Linked DNA regions of Mus musculus: region 1 is linked to region 2. Evidence: chromatin contacts called from ENCODE Hi-C data. All regions are on one chromosome and are shown on one strand. Each heading gives the region's core, a stretch centred on a gene start or an enhancer-like site at or near the end of the contact. The rest is flanking DNA. Distances are from core to core; before and after follow the strand shown. Region 1 holds the start of Tgds (TDP-glucose 4,6-dehydratase). Region 2 overlaps Gpc6 (glypican 6).

What was found. A loop is a pair of places that touch in the nucleus more often than their neighbours do.
Region 1: a loop to region 2 is called in a map of left cerebral cortex, with 2.6 times the contacts of the local background. The contact joins the promoter of Tgds here to the enhancer-like site in region 2. A Hi-C loop is called at or near these places in 1 of 37 maps with a recorded cell type or tissue (left cerebral cortex).

The regions. Positions count from the first base shown.
Region 1 is chr14:118,131,323-118,138,446 of GRCm38, forward strand. Tgds (TDP-glucose 4,6-dehydratase) reads right to left here and starts at 1,443. Exons shown (of 12, transcript NM_029578.3): 1 at 1,322-1,443. The coding sequence starts at 1,407. It overlaps Gpr180 (G protein-coupled receptor 180), which reads left to right and starts at 5,805. Exons shown (of 9, transcript NM_021434.5): 1 at 5,805-6,018. The coding sequence starts at 5,871.
Region 2 is chr14:117,955,609-117,962,654 of GRCm38, forward strand. All of the region lies in intron 7 of Gpc6 (glypican 6), which reads left to right. Among named protein-coding and RNA genes, the nearest start is that of Mir6239, 5.3 kb to the left of the region's middle. Within about 2 kb of position 3,697, at least 2 of the 3 ENCODE cell types and tissues checked have a DNase peak (open chromatin) inside an H3K27ac peak, as active enhancers do; they include left cerebral cortex, where a contact is called at or near this core.

The DNA.
Region 1 (7,124 bases), core at 193-2,692, 170 kb after region 2:
TTTTCTAGGACATTCTTTGTGAACAAGCCCTTCCATGCAAGTACATGCATTTCCCCACGTACACGTCTGTTAATTAAGTGAATCTCAGCTTCCTGCTACCTACTCTCAGCAAAGTGTCTGTGGATTTAAAAGGCCCACTGCATGTTCTTGGGCAGTAACCAAGACTCTCTGACCCCTCCCCATGCAGGAGACACTACAAGGACAGAACTTCCTGTGGATCGCTCACGCATCCATCCACTCAACTCTTACAGAAGACCTTCACGATATGGCCCTGACCTTTCTTTCTGTGGGAGCTTAATGAACATCAGTCTACTCTCACACAGTTTATACTCTAGAAGAAGGGCAAGGCCATAAACAAGTAAACACAAGTACTCAATGTAATTTCAGGTAGTGCTGAGTGGATGGGTGGCCTAAGGTGTTCCCATAAGCACTCTGAAGGTGATATGCGGGTAAATTAACAGCCTATGCAACTGCCTCAAGTCGGGAAGCAGCACTAACCTCCTGTGCTCCGAGAAGCCTGAGAGGGTTGTGGGCGAGTACAGAAAAGCAAGAGACTAGGTTGGGAAGCAGGGCTCGAGCACCCGAGTCTTCTAGATCGGATAAAGACCCTGGACTTTCATTACAAGTCTCACAGAAACCATGACTGTAAAACTCTATGCAGCTGCATCTATCTCACTTAGGAACACACTCTACAAAGTGTAAAGAAAACGCGCGAGATCAACAGGAGAGGGATAGTAGCAGTGTTCTAAGGAAAAGGAGGCAGGGAACAGAAGTCAAATTAAGAATAAGCTTTGACACAAATAGAAAGGACAGTTTCACGGTAGGTGGGTGTGAGCCTCAAACAGGTTGGGAATAACAAAGGATTTGTAAACAGTTTCTAAAAAAGAGAAGACAAGACAAAGAGTCCCATTACGATCGATCCTCACATCGTGTAGAGGCGAGCTTTTGGAAAGGCCTTCATCTGCTGGCCGGAGCTTTGTCAGAGAGCGGGAAGAAAAGGGAATGAAACTGATGTGTGCTTCTCAGAAAAGTGACAGGTGGTAAACACCCCCGGGCAGGTAGGGGGTGGGACAGCAGCAAGGCACTCCTGAGTTCCCCTTTTTGTGGGGAAGGTGTTAAAGAAGTCGCATTTTCGAAGCAACCTCGTCTTGGCTGGCCAGAAAGTGAGGGAAACCGGATGGACATCCGGGCTGTGCATTGGGACCCTCCCCATAACGGATCTGCAAAGTCGTGGACCCGAAGTGCAAAAGACAAGGAGAACCGCAGGGCAAGGTTAGGATTTGTGGGGAGAAACTTCTCAGCCACCAGCACCGTTACCTACATGAAACCAGCACCCCCGGTCACCAGGACCCGCTTCGCGAAGCTGCCGGGAGGACCAGAACGCTCCTCCCGGCTCGCAGCGGACATCTTCAGCTCTGCAGAGCCAGCGCCGTAAAGCGCGGCGTCTGAAGAACCGAGGGAAGCAGCTTCACGACGCTTTACGACATGCCCCGCCCCCGACACGTTCAAAGGAAGTCGCAGAGGCTTCCGGGTTCTCCCAGACCCCAAAAGAGGGGCGGAGCCGGCAGTGGCACTGCGCAGGCGCGCACTCTCTAGCCCATAGTCACCAGCTAGGAGAAATTAGGGTCATTGGTACTAGGGTCTGGAATATTTTCTAAGCAAGTGTCACCAGCATGGATTACTACTATAGGTGCTTAGAAATTCGGAGTTATGAATCGATGCCTTCATTTTTGAACTTCAGCTATGCTCATAGACTAACACCCAGCTGAGCAGAATCCTCTAGAATGTATGCAGTATGGAAATGGAAAGTTGCATTGCAAAATTATGTTTCACTGTTGTAAATACTGTCACAAAAGGCGAAGGCCGCTTGCAATCATGATAAGTAAGTTTTGCAGAGTTCCCTGGAAGGTTTTACTCTCTTCTCTTGTCTGCTCACTGTGCCCCAATCCTGGTCCTTCTTGCTCTTATTTATATTACCAGGTGTTCTTCCCTGGTCTACCTGCCCTTTCCTCGGATGTCTGACTAGTGTTTACCTCCTTCAGTTCTCAGTTTGAGTGCCATCTTCCTATTAGAGTCATTCCTTGACTCTAACCATGCAGAACCATTTTTTTTTTTTTGTTTTCTTCTTATCATTCATCAACAAATTGGCCACTGATGTAATTTCTCACTGTCTCTGCTCCATGGAGGTAAGGCCATTCATTTCTCTGGGACCAGATCTATCACACACTCATCAACAAGTGGGCTTATCATATGATTGCTCACTGCTGTTTATATTATAGTCTGCTGCTTTCTATGAATTCGGAGGCTCTACCAAGTGGGAGTGATTAGAAGTCATATTAATTTTTTATGTACCGAGGCATCAAAAAAAAAAAAAAAAAGCCTGTCTTCAGTGAAAGAGAATAACATTACTGATCAAGAAGAAAGACATGAAGCCAGCAGGTGATAGCACACACCTCTAGTGCCAGCACCTGGGAGGCAGAAGCAGATGGATCTCTGAGTTCAAGGACAGCCTGGTCTACAGAGTGAGTTTCGGGACAGCCAGGTTACACAGAGAAACCCTGTCTCAAGCACACACACACACACACACACACACACACACACACACACACACGAGACAAAGGGAAAGTGCCTACAGTAATCAAAGCCCATGCTCTGCTTTTCCTTTAGAATCAACCTCACCCACGTTCTTGGTTTACCATTTACACAATTAAAGCTTTCAACAACTTAAACTTAGTAGGGTTTTATTTTATCAAACAATGAAAAACCTGGCAATGCTCTGAAAGAAAGGTTCAGAGAGCACCATCAAGAAACCCAGGCAGTCAATCTGTATAAACAAAGGCTGGAGGGAAGTGTGGCCCAGTGGTTAAGAACGCTAGTTTCTCTTCCAGAGGACCCAGGTTAGATTCCTAGCACCCACATGGTAGCTCACAACCTTCTGTAACTCCAATTCCAGGGTATTGGAAGTCCATGAGCACTGTGCCCATACGGTACATGTAAACAAGAGTCCTATACACAAGAATATAAATCTCGGAAGTAATGGTTAGGAGAGACTTTACAGGTTATGGATCTAATTGTGCCTTCTCAAAGGGAACAATATCTCTCCCACATACAAACATAGTTGGTCAGTTGGGAGCATGCTGGCTGGCTAAAGCTGACTAAGTTAGGTTGCAGTTCTGATGTAGCAATTCAAAATACTGGGGACAGTCTCCAGGCAAATTTAGTTTAACTCTACATATATTTGCAGAGGCTTATCTGAAAATATCCACTGGAAAATATTAACAAAGGCTACATTTCAGTATTGGGCATAGGCAAGGAAATTGGGAAGTCACAACTTAAAATGTTGCTCTATACACTTTTGGCTATGAGTTCTTCTAAGCTGCTTGCTCAGTTTTATTTCCTCAGGTGAAGGAATGGGATGAGAGCCATACCCAAGTCGCACGAATACATGGCTTGCCTGAGACCAGCACATTACTTTCTCTGTTCTAACCATCCCTTGGCCTAGGCTTTCATACCATCTAATCTTTCAAGCTGACTGGTTTAATCCAGTTTCTCTTGGCTTCTAACTGAATTGCATTGCTTGGCCTCATACTACCTTTGACAATCTGTTCTAATCTCCGGGTTCCTTCTCATTCTCTCTTCACCCGTGTCTAACTTGTTCTCTCTGAAACCTGTCTTTGTAAAAACTGTCCTGGTATAAAAGTGCTCTGTCTCTGTCTCTCTCTCTCATTGCCTCCCTTTCCTGTGCTGTCTTGAGTTCATTGGACATATCCTTTCTCTGACTCATCTGTCAAATCTTTCTCTGATTCATCACTTTGTCTGCCCATCAATTAGGCATCACTTTCAAACATGGCTGTTTCCTCCTAGGAACTAACTTTACCTACATTGTTAGGGATTAAAGGTGTGCACTAAGGTGTCTGTATTTCAGGCAAATGATACTTTAATCAGAGCATATCTGCATTCCAGCCAGATCACATAGATCTAGAATGTCTTTAGATGTGAACCCTTGCTAAAGCAGCCATGTTGCTGGATTAAAATTTCTCTACATGCATGAATTACTCTTATATTTAAAAATAATTAGGATAAAAATTAAAAGTCTCAAAAATACGAATACCCTTATTCTGGGAATCCAGAAGCGCCGAAACTGCTGTTGATGGGGCTTCTTTATTTAAGATGAAGTATGTGGTGAGGACATGCTTTTGTGTTATAAAAAAACATCTTGTTGGATGAAGATAATTTGTACGAACTTATTCGTGACACAATTTTGAGTTGCTGCACTCACCACCTCTGACCATCTTCATCTTACAGTAGAGTGAGAAATTCAGATGAGCTGGAGGTCATTTACAGAATTTTGTGGTAACTGACCTGGTAAGGAGTAAGGTGTTCTGGTTGCACTGAAGTCTGATACAGTCTGAACGTGTCAGAAGGGCTTCTTCGAGTGTGTTGAAAAAGGAGAATCTAGAAAAAAAAAAAAAAAAAAAAAAAAGAGCAAAGTGAAGCAAAGGAGAGGAACCGTAGAAAATACTCCAGCGAAGGATTTGCAAATGTCATCGACACAGGGGTTTAGGGTGGGTATGGAATTGATAGGGTTAAGGATGGGTGTTGTGATCATAAAAAGAGAAAGAGCTCTAACTATATGTTCTGGTGGAGTGCGGGGGAAGGGGGAAGCCTCAGCGGGCATCCCCTTCCCTGGAGGGACCAGACACACACTGGTAAAGTATAAAATAGAGTTTATTTAGGGCGTGGTGAGGGGAGTTAAGAGAGTAGTAGAGGCAGAGAGAAGGAGAGAGTAGATAAGTGGAGGCGGGCCATGGAAAGAAGAGGGATGGGGATGGGGAGAGGGGGGCACAAGGGACAGGAGGCAAGAGAAAGGCAAGAGTGTACGTGTAAGGGCCAAGCAGCCCCTTTTATACTGGGTCAAGCCTACCTGGCTGCTGCCAGGAACTGTGGGGATGGAGTTTAGACAGAATACCAACAATGGGCATTAGTTGGGAGACGATCATTTGAAATATTTGAACCCATATTCCAAAAAGCGTAGGTTGTGTACAAAAGGGATAAAGGAATGTGGCGCTGGGAAATGATGTTTTCTATAGTATTCTGTAACTCAGAAGTCAGAGGTAGACTGTAGCTAGGTAGAATCAACACTGGAGGGAGTCCGGTTGCCATAGGTCAAAGTGATGGCAGATAGTGTCCTGGCTGCCGCTTCACACCAGCAGAAAGGCCAATAGATCTTGGACTACCCGTGAATGAAGGTGGTCACTGTCATTCTCAGCTGTCTAGCCAACTGGATAATCAGTTAATTCAACCAGTCCAGGAACCCTATTCAAGGAAGGAACAATCGGTTTGGTGCCAAGAGAAGCCAGGCTTTTCAGTTTAGACGTGTGATGTATCCTCGCAACATTAACGCGCGAATAAGCAAGCGCGAGAGAGAAAAAGCAAAGAACATGTGTCCCAACTTTGAGGCCGTTTTCCTGCCAGCTATACATTTCGGCCACGTATTTCTCAGTTCTTTCCAGGAAAGCCTCGGACGTCAATGACAGGCGCGCGCACGAGCGCGTGCGCAGTGGCGTAACGCGCAAAGGCTACCACGGTGATTGTTTCCAGTATCCGTAAACAGCATCCCTGGAGGGCTCCATTTAAAACAGGCGGGAATTAGCAGCATGGCTGGGGAGCGCCGGGACCCGCACTGCTGCACGTCCCGCCCACCACGGCCGATGATTGGTTACTGTCCCCGGCTCATGGAAGGCGATCCCGCGCCTTATTGGCCGTCAGTCTCCGGCCCCGCCCCCTAAGTCCCGCCCCGCCCTCTGCTGCCGACGTGGGCTGCAGGCCGCAGGCGGTTGCCGGGCGAGCAAACGGAGCGGGCGGCGGGCATGGGCGGCCTGCGGCTGCTGGCGGTAGCCCTCACGTGCAGCTGCTGGTGGCCGCAGGGCGGCCAGGGCAAGACCCTGCGTGGCAGCTTCAGCAGCGCCGCGGCCCGCGACGCCCAGGGCCAGAGCATCGGCCATTTCGAGTTCCACGGTAGGTCCGGGCAGGTCGAGCGAGGGGTGGAGGCTCGCGGCCTCCCTCGAGCCCGGGGTCGGTAGGCGGCGGCCGCGGCGCCTCCCTCCCGCCACGTCGTCCGGGCCTCACCTGGATCCCCGCAGCGCCGCGACCCTGAACCTTCACCACCGGGCTGCAGCCTAATTGCACCTGAAAGCCATTTCCATTTCCCCGACACTCCCGGTGCAAACCGGACCGCTCCACTGCATCTCCCCAGGGCTGTCCCCCAACTCCGCACTTGGCCTGATTGTATGCATTCGAGCCCTGTGGTTATGAGTGGATGTCAGCCCAGGAAGTTAGCTTCCCTGTTGTTTGTAAGACCGGTTGCATGAAACCTGCTTGGAGCGGATTTGGAATCTGTCATTGCCTCAACAGTTTAGTTATTACCGTGTGCCTAGAGTTCATTTGGTGAAGACGGTGTCTACGTGTTTAGAAAGTTTCGTGATTGGCACACTCTGGCATGTGTGTAAGAGCTGCATTTCATAAGTACTTCCTGGTATCCTCCAGGAAAATCAGTGGTCTTCAGTTGATGAAATTGCAATTCGTTCTACTAATTTTGCCCCGTTTATTTGTTCCCTTAGAGTGTTTTCTTGGTCCTTTGAACATTACTGCATTTCAAGGGAGTCGTTTGCTTACTGAAGCTGAGATCTTCAGCTTCTATGACGGAGTTGCTTTAGAGATGCAGCTGTATCTACTGAAGAGAGGGTCTTAGGAGAAGAACATAGAAATCAGAAGCTGCTTGGCATGGGAAGGAAAGCCAAGTCCTGGGAACTTGTAGAATTGGTGCTGTAAAAGGAGGCTTTAAAAACACAAACATTGAAGGTTTTACAATTCTGAGAAAAACATGTCAGCTTTTTAAAATGTGAATAAACCCGGGCGAATGAAGAAGAGATCCCCCCCCCCTCAAGCAAACAGCTTTGTTGTATTTTTTTGTCCTATTTTTGGTCTCTTCACCACCTCGTTGTAGCAGGTCCTTTGAGACCTGACAGCACAATCACTGTGATCTGGTTAGTGCTGGTAAGTCAAGGATCTGTGGGAGCTGTGATTTGTACTGTCCGTGCCCCACCGATAACTCTGATTGTAAT
Region 2 (7,046 bases), core at 2,447-4,946:
GCAGGAAGTGGGATAGAGGAGACCCTTCCCATTGACAAGTTGTAGGTGTTAACCCACTGCCCTACTGGCATTTGGGTCTCTATTCTGATGGAAAGGCTATGTAACCACAAGAAACTTTCTGCCTCTGTTGACCTCCCAAGACACTGAGATGGGTGATATTTGTCTACAGAAATTGTTCATTAACCCTAGAATGGTGCAACTCAGGCTTTGGTAGTGTGTTGGCTTAACTTTTGGAAATCTTGCATAAAGGTAGATTCTGCTTGATTGTGTTGTAAATTGAGGGTTTGTTCCACCTCAAAAGTCATATTAAGATCGCCCACCCATCTACCCCAATATTCCCAATGTGTTGGTATTTATAGGTAGGGGCCTTTGAAAGATAACTTGGTCTTAAAATACAGTGTGATTCATACCTTTGTAACAGGAGAGGGGAGGGACAGAGAGGAAGGGAAGGAGAGAGAGAGAAAGAGAGAGAGACAGAGAGAGAGAGAAAGAGAGAGAGAGAGAGAGAGAGAGAGAGAGAGAGAGAGAGAGAACATGATATCGCACTCCCTTCTCCAACCCTGCCTCAAATGAGGATAGAGCAAGAACTTAGCCATCTGCAGACCAGAAAGTGACATCACTGGAGAATGTCTGCCAACACCTTTGCCTTGGATGCCCCATTCCCCCAGAGCTTTGAGAAACTCAAGTTGCTCATGCAGTTTCTCCTACCTAAGCCATCCAGTTCGTGGCATTTTTGTTAGAGAGCCAGAGCTGAGCAAAGCCGTGAGTTTGAGATGGTCCATGTGCTGGATAGTGTTTATTGTTCATTTGACACTGCCTCAAGTTATATGGGAAGAGAGTCTCAATAAGGGATTTTCTAGATCATGTTGACTCATAGGCTTGTTGGTGAGAGATTGTCTTGATTGCTAATTGATATAGGAAGACCCAATCCACTGTGGGCAGGGTAATTCCCTGGGCAAGAGTTCTAGAACCATATAAGAGAGGAGAATACTGATGGATGAGTAGCAATAAAACAAGCAAGAATGCACACATCTATTTTCTTGGGCTCGTGGCTGTGGATGTGGTGTGCCTTGCTACTGAGTTCTGCCCTGACTTCCCTTGATGATAATAACCCGGGTCTGTAAGCTGAACATACCCTTACTCCCCTCAGTTTCTGTATGTCAGGGTATTTTTTTTTTATCACGGCCACAGAAATGGAGCTATAAACAAGGCCTGAGTGAGGTTTGGTGCTTCTAACAAGCTCCCAGGCCACATAGCTACTGCTGATGTTGGATCCACACATCTGTAGTTCCGAGTGAGGATTGCCAGAGCGAGGAGTCCTTTAAAATACTGGACAGTTGGTCTGGTAAGAGGGTTCAGGGGTTAAGAGCACATGTTGCTCTCGCAGAGAACCAAAGTTTGGTTCTCAGCACCCACCTCAACTCATTATTTCTGAAAGTCCCACCCTCCAAATTCATAAAGAACTGGACTAAAAACACACTGAAAGTCCAGCTCCCAGCAGTCCATGCTCAGAGGCTCACACTACTGATCCAAAGAGCAAACACAGACCTTTCCTTAACATCTCTGTCAGTGTCTGTGGCCTGCAAGAGGAATCTAGGGCTCACCTTCAGTGACCAGCAGGAAGTGAGTGACAGGTAGAACTCCTACGTCTCCCAGTTTTCACTGACCTAAGCAACTTCTAGGGGTGGCTGGGGGAAGACAGCGGAGCATTCTGACTCAACTCAGACAAATAGGAACTAAGGGGAAGCTGGTAACTTACAGGGGAAATCGATTATAATCTAGAAAGCCAAAGGGGGGGGGAATCAAAGACTCATGGAGCAGGCTACAAATCTGGGCCTCCTAAAGGTCCCAGGGTGAAGCTGGAGAGCCTAGGAGGACATGTGCGGCCATCAGTCACACCTGAGAAGCACGTCTGGGCAACCTGTGTCCAGAATGGGCTGTCTGTGCGGGAGCTGGGAAGACTGATGAGGTGGGAGGCAGCAAAGCACAGGCTTAGAGGGAAATAAAACTCGTCTACGGTTAGGATGAACGTGACAGAGCTCTGCCCAGCCACAAAACGTAGGAGAAACAAGCTCACTATTACGGTTCACTCGGGCTCTTGACTTACCGCTCTCGGACAGCAGAATTCTGCTTTCTTAGGACACAGCTGCAGTAAACAGCGTGACCTGTAACTTCCTCTAGGATTGATGTCTCTTTCTCAGGACCCACTATCCACAAAGAAGGGCAGGGCAAGCCGCAGATAAAGGATACAGTGTGAAACTCATGTTCCACCCCCACGCTGGTTGTCTGATAGGATGTTGGTCATCTGGGGTTAGGTAGAGCCCTTTTGTCCATCATTGCCAGACCCTTCCCTCACCCCATAGAACTATAGAACTAGCAAAGATCATTTCTGCTCCCTATGGGTTAATGCATTGCTGTCCATATGTCCTTTCCTGAAAATGCCTTCTGGGTGCCTGCTCTTGGTGGAGCGCACCGTTAATAGCAACACTCAGAAGTCGAAGGTATTTCTGTGAAGTTGAGACCATCCTGGTGTGCAGAAGTAGTTCCAGGACATCCAGCACTACACAAACACAAAACACCTCTGGGAGGAGGTAACTAAGGACCTGGCTAAGGAATATAGATTGATTTGACCCATTGCAGATAGTTCTTACAGAGAGCCACCATGGTGTTTCAAAACATCAGATCCTCCCAGAACCACTATATCCCCCAAGGAAGTCCTTCCCAAGACCAATGGGTAGGCATAGTAACTTGTAAGAAGTAGGGGAAATGGAACAATCCAGAAAACAGGTCAGTCAGCCTTGCCAGCCGCTGTGAGCCGTGACTGGGTAAATCTGAGCAGATGGATGATGTCTGGGGATGGGAGATCTGTGAAGAGAGTGCGTCAGCAGGCCTGCCAGAATGATACTGCTTTAGTCTGAAAGCGAAGGATGCCCCCGAAACATCTAGCCGTACTTTAAAGAACTGTAAAATACTCCATCTGTACCCAGCCAGAGGAACACATTGGGGTGGTGAGAAATCTTCTGAGAAGAAAACTGGCAGCCTTCAAATGTGGCACAGTAGAAGTTCTGCCGCTGCACTGGAGGAGGGTCAGGGGCGTTCCCTGGTGGGCCAATGGGAGAGCAAGCTGTCGTAGGTAGCTCATAGGCGTGAAATCGTGTAGTGCCCCTGCCTGTCACTTAGCCTACAGTCCTTGAGGTTTATCATTGCTACACCACGGGTGGGAGTTTCTGTCCTCCAGAGTACTTCCGTTGTGAGCCAGCCTTTCCTTTCCTTTGTATCCATTAGTCTACCGATAAATAGGTACTTGCATGATTGTAACATTTGCTATGTTTGGAACGGTGCTGCGCCTCAAACAGAGGTATAAATATCTGCATAAGCCTTTGCTTTTAGTTCTCTCGTACATAAATCTGAGGCGGAGCCGCTGGATGAGAGAGCAGCCGTGTGTAGATTGTGAGGAACCGCCATTGTGAGGTTCAGTCATTGCACAGGCTGAACCATGTTATCGGCGCAAAGCCAGCATTCAGGGTGCCGGTTCTCTGCGACCTCACCGAGACTTGTCATTTTTTGTTTGTTGTTTTAAATACTAGCCATCCCGAGATGTATAAAGTTTAGATGTGTATTAAAATAAGCTGCAAAAGGAGGCCACAGATATCACAGGCTTGCAATCCCTTCTGTGGAAACCCTTGAGACCATATGTCTTTTTAGAATTCAGATTTTTTTTCTGATTTGAGAAAATTACCACAGTGAACATACTGCATATTATGTAATGTTCCCAGTGGGGTCTGGACCTACATCCTGCAATCAAATGCATTAGGATTTCTGTAGAAAAATGCATTAGTGTGGCACTAAGTGGGAGAAATGAGGACTGTAATTGGCCATATTTCAGATTTGATGATGGTTTGCTAACAAATGGATTGCAGGAGGGGAAAAAATTGGAGACGTTCAAAATTTGGAACTGCACATAAATTCTGGGTCTGTATACAGAACATATCTTCTTACCTCGTGAAGGCTTTTGAACGCACTTTGAAAATGAAGGCGTGTGTAGCTTACACTAGAAATTTCTATGGAGATGTGCATCCCGCCGAGCTCATTTGTGGTAAGAAGTGAGCGAAATCAGCTTTATCACCCTCTTCCAACTGTGACCAGGGTAGCATCAGTCAGGAGTAGCAGGCACTTGAAACCCAGGCCAGCACTTGAGCACCCCAATTCTGACTCAGCCTCATTGTTTGTTTCAAGATTAATCCATGCTCCTACTCAAAAGTCTTACTGTTCAAAGCTCATTCCCCATGCAATGCTTAACAGCAAAGTTCGCAGAACTGATTGTATCAGGAGGCCTCTAACCGACTCAGTGGGGCAGTCAACTGATGCATTGATGGTCTGATGGTATCATTGAAAGATGGTGGAGTAGGGTCGGGTAGAGCATAATTAGAGGAAAGGGGACACCGGAGACACATCCTTAATGGAAACACTCTGTCCCTAGTCACTTTCTTTTAGCTCTTGCATGCTGGCTATCATGAGGAAAGCACCTTCCCTGTGCCAGGCGTACACTTCAGGGTCTTCTGCCTCCTCCTCACCTCAGACCCAAAACAACGGATGGGCATGGATAGAAATCTCTCCAACAGAGAGCCAAGGGCAACCTTCTCTTCTTGTACTTGGTTTTCTTGGACATAGTTCAGTACCTGACACAGCTCCCATGGTGATTCCTAGCTACCCCTTGGTTCTCTTCCTGGCCCCTCTCTGCTTAGACTCTTAGTAGCTAATAAACCCCAAACTCAAAGGTCAGTCAGTGTCCCTTCCTTTCCTCACATGAGAACTAACATAAGTGTGCTGGTAAGCAATAGAGCGTGCCCATCGGCTGGCATGACTCTCCTCCTAACAAGAACATCAATAGAGCACCCAGGTCTTTCTGAAAACCCCAACTCAACCATGAGGAGTGGACGGCAGGCACAGTGGTTAGCCACTGGGAACCGTCTATAAGAAATATGTTACTGTTTCTTAGGTTACAAAAGCCGTCAACTGTAGCAGTGAGTTTCCTAGCACATAGTGTATAGCCCCTACCCTGTGTTCAGCTTCCGTTCTCCCTAACTTCTCCTGGGAGAAGTCTCCTGGGAGACTCTTCCACCCTCCTAAGCTATGCTTGGTGGCAATCAAGAAACCCTACATTAACAACATGAAATTAGATGTGAAGAAAAATAATTCTGTGCAACTGTCCAAGTTCAGCTCCTGGCCATGCTCCTGCAAACAGAAGCCAAACAAAGTGAGCCTACGGTTGGCTGTCCCTGGGTGCCACCCACTTGCCACACCACAGCATGAAGAATTGGCAGGGATGACACCCCTATTTGGCACTCCAAGCTGTCCTCAAATCTAAGTTCTCCCTGCTCCCAGTGCACGTCCACCCAGCCTGGCAACCTGGGCTGTCAGTGACAGCACTCTTACCTATGTCCCCAGAGATGTGAGTCACTGTCACTGAAATGACTTGTGCTAAAGCTAGACAAAGGAAGGGCCTTCTGAGTTCCATGATTGGTCTGTTCTTGCAGAATTTGAGATTTCTTCACATCCTGTTCCATCTCCTATTCCACATCCCTGTCCAGCTACGCAGTGGTCTTCTGCAGCTACTGCGTCAGCATCTGTGTCTACAGTGGCAGAAATAGCTGTTTTATTTTCCAACTGTTTTATGTTTAAATTTCTGAAGTCACCCTTGGAAAACTCCAAGAGGAGAAAGTACATGGCTCCTTGTTTTGATTGTAAGTGGCTGAGCATCACCAAGCACAGTGAGATGCTGGCCTTGCTTGGCAGGCTCTTATTGATGCTGGATATTCAGACTCCCAGGGGCAGCATTCCCGAGCAAGCTATTGCAGCAAGCTGCTGATAAATGAGACTTGGCTAGCTAAGCAGAGCACATGGCGTGCAAGAGAGACGGAGCCCCTCTGACTCAGCCTGGGCACAGCTGCAGGAATAATGACCAGAATACAGAGCACCAAGAGCCCCGGCCATCACCTTAGCCCCTCAAACCATGTCAGCAGCTGACGGCTTGTGCTTGCTACGTATTCTGGTGGGCCATCATTACAACCAAACTCCAGGAGGGAGGGCAATCTTGGAGGTCAGCAAGATTTTGCTTGTATTCCAGTCATATTAAAAAGAATGGTAGGAGTTTATGCTTTAACTGCAAAAATAAAGATGTATGGGTACTTGGATTTAATTGTTCTCTCTTAGGGTTATTTTGGGGGCAGAAATAACTTCATAGGAAAGAGTTTACCATGAACTTTGAGTTTTGCTCGAAATGTGGGTGGAAATGCACAGCTTATCCTGCAGACCCCTGACTTGAATAAGTAAACCAATTCCTGTACAAATACGTCCTGCATAGCACTTGAGTCCCACCTACCACCCTGAGTGTCACTCCTACGTGTGTGGACGCTCCTACTATGTGTGGACACTCTTACTGTGTGTGGACACTCTTACTATGTGTAGACGCTCCTACTGTGTGTGGACACTCCTGCTGTGTGTGGTCCTTCTTCCAAAAGCTGTAGTCTTTGGTACCTGGCATTTAAAAAGTAACTTTAAGAAAGAGAAAGGATTACAAGCATGAGGGCCATTCATGATTTTGAGAGTGAGGATGAGCAAACAGAGGCGCTTTCTCAGCTCTCCACCCACAGCAGGAAGAGGATAGATAAACAGTCACAGACTCAGCGCCACCAGCCTGAGGGCTCACAAACCACAGTCTGGACTTGTCACAGCACACACAAAGCTAGGCATGTGCTACATCCCTGTGATCTCAGTAAGCAGGGGTCAGAGGAAAGATTATCTTTCCGAGTTTGAGGCTAGCCTGGGCTATGGAGCAAGGCCCAACAGAGCAAAATACTACTTAAAAAGCCTTTGCTGTTCCCCTAAGAGCTGCTCTGTGCTTCAACCCTGGGCTCTGGCTTGTGCCTTGGAGGGCCACCTCAAGAACACTGAGTTTTCCATCAGTTGGCTCCCAGTTAGATTCAGCCAATAAGGACTAGCTCCCTCCCTGCCAGGATGTGTTAGGCATAGCGCCCTCTGGTGTC